Linked DNA regions of Homo sapiens: region 1 is linked to region 2. Evidence: chromatin loops called from intact Hi-C (ENCODE). Cell type or tissue: transverse colon. All regions are shown on one strand. Links, peaks and the distances in the headings refer to the core of each region. The heading gives the core; the rest is flanking DNA. Region 1 has its middle 60 kb from the start of LINC02793. Region 2 overlaps LOC105376876 (a long non-coding RNA gene).

Evidence for each region. Peaks named below come from ENCODE experiments on the same cell type or tissue, not always from the same donor. Only the 100,000 strongest peaks of a DNase experiment are listed, where the experiment ranks them.
Region 1: a loop joins it to region 2, with 2.5 times the contacts of the local background. A loop is called at or near these places in 17 of 110 quality-filtered maps.

Annotation. Positions count from the first base shown.
Region 1 is chr1:25,099,978-25,102,883 of GRCh38, forward strand. No RefSeq gene overlaps it. Among named protein-coding and RNA genes, the nearest start is that of LINC02793, 60 kb to the left of the region's middle. In transverse colon, for the core only: a CTCF peak has its summit at 1,645 (motif pointing left); a DNase peak (open chromatin) is centred at 1,644.
Region 2 is chr1:24,861,253-24,864,158 of GRCh38, forward strand. It overlaps LOC105376876 (a long non-coding RNA gene), which reads left to right. Exons shown (of 3, transcript XR_947082.3): 2 at 1,936-2,273. Among named protein-coding and RNA genes, the nearest start is that of MIR6731, 57 kb to the right of the region's middle. In transverse colon, for the core only: no CTCF peak of the experiment used is centred there; a DNase peak (open chromatin) is centred at 1,378.

The DNA.
Region 1 (2,906 bases), core at 178-2,677, 240 kb after region 2:
CCACTACATTAAGTAATAAAGAAAATTCAAAAATATATGCAACCTGATATCATTGTGGTTATGTGTAAATAAATGATTAAGATACTGGTGGGGCACAGTGACTCACACCTGTAATCCCAGTACTTTGGGAAACTGAGGCAGATGGATCACCTGAGATCAGGAATTAAAGACCAGCCTGGTCAACATGGTGAAACCCTGTCTCTACTAAAAATATAAAAATTAGCTGGGTGTGGTGGCACACGCCTGTAGTCCCAGCTACTCTGGAGGCTGAGGCAGGAGAATCGCTTTAACCAGGGAGGTGGAGGTGGCAGTGAGCTGAGGTCACACCACTGCACTCCAGCCTGGGCGACAGAGCAAGACAATGTCTCAAAAAAAGAAAAAAAAGATACTATCAGTCACTGTCTCTGTGTAATGACATCGATTCGAGGCTTTTTATCATTTTATTTTTTTTTCTGAAAAAAAGTTGTCTGCAGTAAACACAGTTATTTTTGTAATGAGAGAAAAATATTTAGGCACTTCCTTCATGACACCTCCCCAGGCATCCCCAGAGAGAAGTAACTGCCCCTCCCATCTCCCCCTTTCTGCTGGTGTCCTGCGGAGCTCTCCCTTCTGCCTTGTGTGGGTTAAGCTGTCCCCACACCTGTCCCCATCAATAGGCAGGAAATGCCTTACACAGGAACTCTAGCTCAGGCACCTCCCTGTCCCCACACAGGGCCTGGCATAGCGCATCTTTCTCCATCCAAAGCCAGTGGGAACTCACAAAGTGGGGTGGAGGTCATAAAACGAACGTGGACTCCCCAGTCCAGTGGCCTGGGACAAGCCTGAATTCTGCCACTGCTTGGCTTTGAGCTGTTTGGTCCCAACTATGGGTTCTGGGTTCTGGAATGGCCTAGCCTGCCCCCACTGGCCACCAGCTTGGCCTTCATAGCACCCAAAACCATAGCACCACCCCAGTTGGCTCCACATCAAAGGCCCTCCCCCACCAGGAAGCATTCTGGTTACCAAAATGGTCATTGGTGATGGCACCATTGTCCAGAGAGTCCCTGCAGGCCTGGAGATGCATTCCTTCAGGCCCAAAGACATGACTAGAAAACTGCACAATTGTCCTAACTCCAACACTTACCAGTAGCATGACCCTATATAAATAAACTTGCTATCTCTGCATCTTTATTTACCCACTTGTCCCATAATAAGGTTGCATTAGAGAAGTGACACTCACACTGCCCCCTCCTCAACCTCCCCCTGACAGACATGATTAATCAATCACATTATCCTATCTCCCTGAGCCAGGAAGCAGCCTCAGAATTTTCTTAACGCTAATTTCCAAGCATAGTTCTCCAATGCAAGCAAACCTTCAAGATAAAAGTTATTAAAATTAATTAATTGATTTTTTAAAAATATAAAAGCCATTTGCCATTGCTGACCTATATTATTCCCTGTTTCCCTGAAACCTAGAACAATGCTCAGCAGAGTAGCCATAGTCAATCTTCGTTCAATGAATCTACATGGATACACACCAGCTGTCACCGGTTATTATGAAAGGGAAATCTTTGGTAGCCACCAACCATCCTGTGCAAACTCCAGACCAACTACTTCCTCCTTCCAGGATCCCTGACCATTGAGTTGGCGCCCTCTGCTGTCCGTTGGCTGGTACTGCAAAGGACTGTCCATTCTCAGCCCTAAGGAACTGTGAAAATTGAGCAGAGAACGATGCCAGCCATTGACCTCGTAGTAAACAGACCCAAACTTCCTCATCATGATGACCTCCTGGGGTGGCTTTGGATGCAGTCGGCTGCAAGCCCCGCCAGACACCATGCACGTGAGTATCATTTAGTCTCTTTGAGCTTTGTTTTATCCTCCTCCCCTCTCCTTCCTGTGTCATCCGCAGAACTGAGGGCCCTCTGTTCCAATTCTCTCACTCCACAGCTGATAGGATTGAGGCCAAGTGAGGAGAGGGGATCAGTTCAAGGTCTCACACACCACTCAAACCAGAACTCGGGTCCCCATACTCCCAGCTCTGGGCTCATTGACACACCAGGTTGCCTTCCTCTTCTCTAACAGGTGGGACAGGACAGGCACAGTGGCTCACGCCTGTAATCCCAGCACTATGGGAGGCCGAGGTGGGTGGATCATGAGGTCAGGAGTTTGACACCAGCCTGGCCAACATGGTGAAACCCTGTCTCTACTAAAAATACAAAAATTAGCCAGGCATGGTGGCACACACCTGTAATTCCAGCTGCTCAGGAGGCTGAGGCAGGAGAATTGCTTGAACCTGGGAGGTGGAGATTGCAGCGAGCTGAGATCACGCTATTGCACTTCAGCCTGGGCGACAGAGCAAGACTCTGTCCCCCAAAAGAATCAGATAGGAAAGAAACTGCCCTGGGCTTGGAGTCCTTGCGTTCTCCAAGGGCTTCACCCACTTGCCGCGGGGTGGGGGACGGGGGGTGAGTTCTGCCTGGAGCTAAGGAGTTAGAGGGCCCCAGTTCAAACTCTCTGGCATCTTCTCGACATCTCTTTACCAAGATCTGCCTCATTTGGCCTCTACCCATCTCTCTGATGTCATCTCCCCACCCTTGCCCCCCATTCACTCTGCTCCAGCCATAACGGATGGCCTCGTTCCAACCTCAGGGCTCTTGCACTTGCTGTGGCCTTTTGTGGAACCTCCTGTCCCCAGATCTTCGCATGACTGAGTCCATCCTGTTTTTCCTCAAATGTCGTCTCTGCTGAGAAGCCTTCCTCCACCACCTGAAGGAAGTCCTCCCTCCCACCCCCACAGAGGTTTTGTCTGTGTCCTAGCCCCCAGCACTTGCATGGGCACTCAGCAGGCACTCAACTAACAGTTGTTGATTAGATGAGTAAATTAGGGGCTTGAAAGGGAGACACGAGGAGAGTCCTAGAAAGGGAGT
Region 2 (2,906 bases), core at 153-2,652:
GCCTGAAAGCAGGCAAGGTGGTCGTTCACAGCGGACTCTCTCTGTCCCCACAGCAACAGCATGATAAGAGCTGCCATTTATTAGGCATTTAGTCTGTGTGAAGCCCTGGGTTGAGTTAGCTCATGTTTTCTTCGTGACCGAGTAGGTGCCAGTGTTATCTTTACTTTAGGGACGAGCGCACAGGCTCTGAGAGGTTCAGTCATTTGCTTAAGGCTGTACACATCATAAGGCTTCATCCTGGGTCTGTTGGCTCTTGGGGCTGTGTCAGAAGAAGGGTGTCTCACATGGCTATTGTTAGGGGGCGTCCCGGAGTCCTGTTCGGGCCCAGGGCATTGAGGATTCTGTTTGTTAGGTCTGCGGTGGGATCTCAGCAGCCAGATATGCCCCATACCCTGTTCAGAACCACTGGGCGTCCAGAGCACGTGGAAATTCAGGCACACGGAAACCCAGCCCTCTCTGGGACACTGTAGGTGACACTGCTGACCTTTAGGTCCCCAAGAGCAGAAATCATGACACCTGGAAGTGCAAAAGGAGATCAGGAAGGTGCCAGAACTTCTGTGGTATCGCTCCCCCTCCCATACGCAGAGTATGGTCGGCGGGGAAGGACGTGAGGTTGGCATGACCCACATGGGCACCCGGCCATCCTGGCTACCCCGGCCAGACAAGCGACCTTGCATAGGCTAGAGAATATGACTTGTCCTGGACTCCTCCAGAAAATGGTGGGGGGATGCTGCTGGCTCCTCCTACCCTGGCCGCGGCCATCAGTTTGGTCCTGGGAAGGCTGGTGGCAGCTTCAAAGCTGGTGGCCAACATCTGGGGCTCTTGAAGCCTGCAGCTCACATTCCTTAAAGGAGAAGGTGGGAGTGGACCGGGGGCAGATTCTGGGGCTACCAGGCCCGTCACTCTCCCCACAGGCCCCTCCTTCAGACAACAGAGAGTTTACCGCATCCCTGTCCTAGACGGTGGCCGCAGGCTCTCAGACGGGCACTCCCTTCTGGCAGAAGCTGCTGTTAGCTTTGCCACACTCCCCACAGAGGCACCGCAGTTTGGAGAGGTGCTTAGGAGGGGCGAGCTACGGCCTTGAATCGTTTCAAGGCTGCACTCGCCAGTCTTCTTTGCTGTATTATTCTCCAGAACAAGCTCCTCCCTGTGGCCTGCATGAAAACTCGGTGGCTGTTTCTCCACTGTCAGAAAAGGTGACGTTTTTGTACACCTGGACCTAGAAGAAATCAGGCTGGGCTTAAAGAAGATCAGGCAGCAGACCAAAAGACACTTAAACTGTGACTCCTTTTGGTTTGTTTGTTTTGCAGGGAGAGGCAATTAGTGGAAATTCTTGGCCGCTTCTGAGCTGCTGATGGCAGTGTCTTGAGGGAGAGGCGCTGGGAGGAGAGGCAGCCGCGGGGAGGGGCCGTGTGGGTAGGGACAGTCAGTAGCATTCGAATGAGCCTTAAATCTATGGGAGATGGGACCCCCCAGTGTCTCAGAGACTGCGAGAAATTGAGCCCTGGAGTAGTCAGTGGTGTGCTGAGGGCTGACAGCTGTGGGCAAAGCTTCCCTGCATGACTGAGTGGACACCAGACATCTTTCTGGGCCAACTCTGTCTCCTCCTGGCTCCCAAACCCGCATTTCCCTTTCCCAGGCTCAGTGGTAGGTGTGCTTACCCCATCCTCGTGGGGCCCAGGGGGTCCACATCCAGTTTTCCTTCCTGACTGCCAGTATCGGTGACCTGTAGTGACTTCAGGCCCCATGCCAGGGGCACAGGCTGCCCACCAGCTCCTGCCTCACCCTACAGTGGACCCACTTCCAGTCCCTCGAGGTGGGCCTGGGTGTCTGATGAGCTGGCTGACCTGGACACTGTTCCCTGGGCTCTCCCTCCCTGGCCACCCTCCTCCTGCATCTTCTGTCCATCTTTTCTTCTCTCCACCCTTCCCACAGGCCCTCCCAAGGTCCCTACCTAGGATGAGCACAGTGATGCTGAAAAGAAAACCTTCCATTCCTGGAGGCGCTGAACCAGGCCCTGCACTAGGAGCTTGGCGCGCGGCCGGACCCAGGCGCCCAGTGTCACCCCGTGTGCCAGAAACTGCCTCCTGCTGCCACCCAAGGGGCAGGGGCTGGCAATTGTGGAAAACACAGGAGTCACAGTCCACCTTTCGGAGGTTGGCCAAGATGTCTCCAGAGGAAAAGACATTAAAGAGGTTGGCCAAGATTCCTCCAGAGGAAAAGACATTAAAGAGGTTGGCCAAGATTCCTCCAGAGGAGAAGACATTAAAGAGGTGTGTGTGTGTGTAAATGAGTGCGTGTGCGTGTGCATGTGAGTGTGTATGTGTGAGACCACACTTGTACCAGGCCTAACTTCTAGGCCCCATGTGAGGGGATGGTGGGGTACAAGACAGTGAGGCCCAGGTGCTCCCTGAGGGTGACCATGATGCTGGGGAGCCCACAGGAGTGGAGCTCAGCTCCTGCCAGTGGCAGTGTCTCCCTGCTGCCCCTGGCCTCGGCCATGAAGGTTCTCCACACAGGGCTCTTCTTGGGACAGCTGGGATTGTTGTTGTCATTGTTGTTATTTTATTTATTTTTTTCAAGGCAGAGTCCCGCTCTGTCACCCAGGCTGGAGTGCAGTGGCGCAATCTCAGCTCACTGCAACCTCTGCCTCTTCAATTCAAGCGATTCTCTTGCCTCAGCTTCCTGAGTAGCTGGGATTAGAGGCACACACCACCCCGCCCAGCTAATTGTTTTGTATTTTTAGTAGAGATGGGGTTTTGCCATGTTGGTCAAGCTGGTCTCGAAATCCTGACCTCAGGTTATCCTCCTGCCTTGGCCTCCCAAAGTGCTGAGATTACAGGCGTGAGCCACCGCACCCGGCCCAGCTGGCGTTTTTAACCTCGTAGGTTATGTGTTCTCTTCCC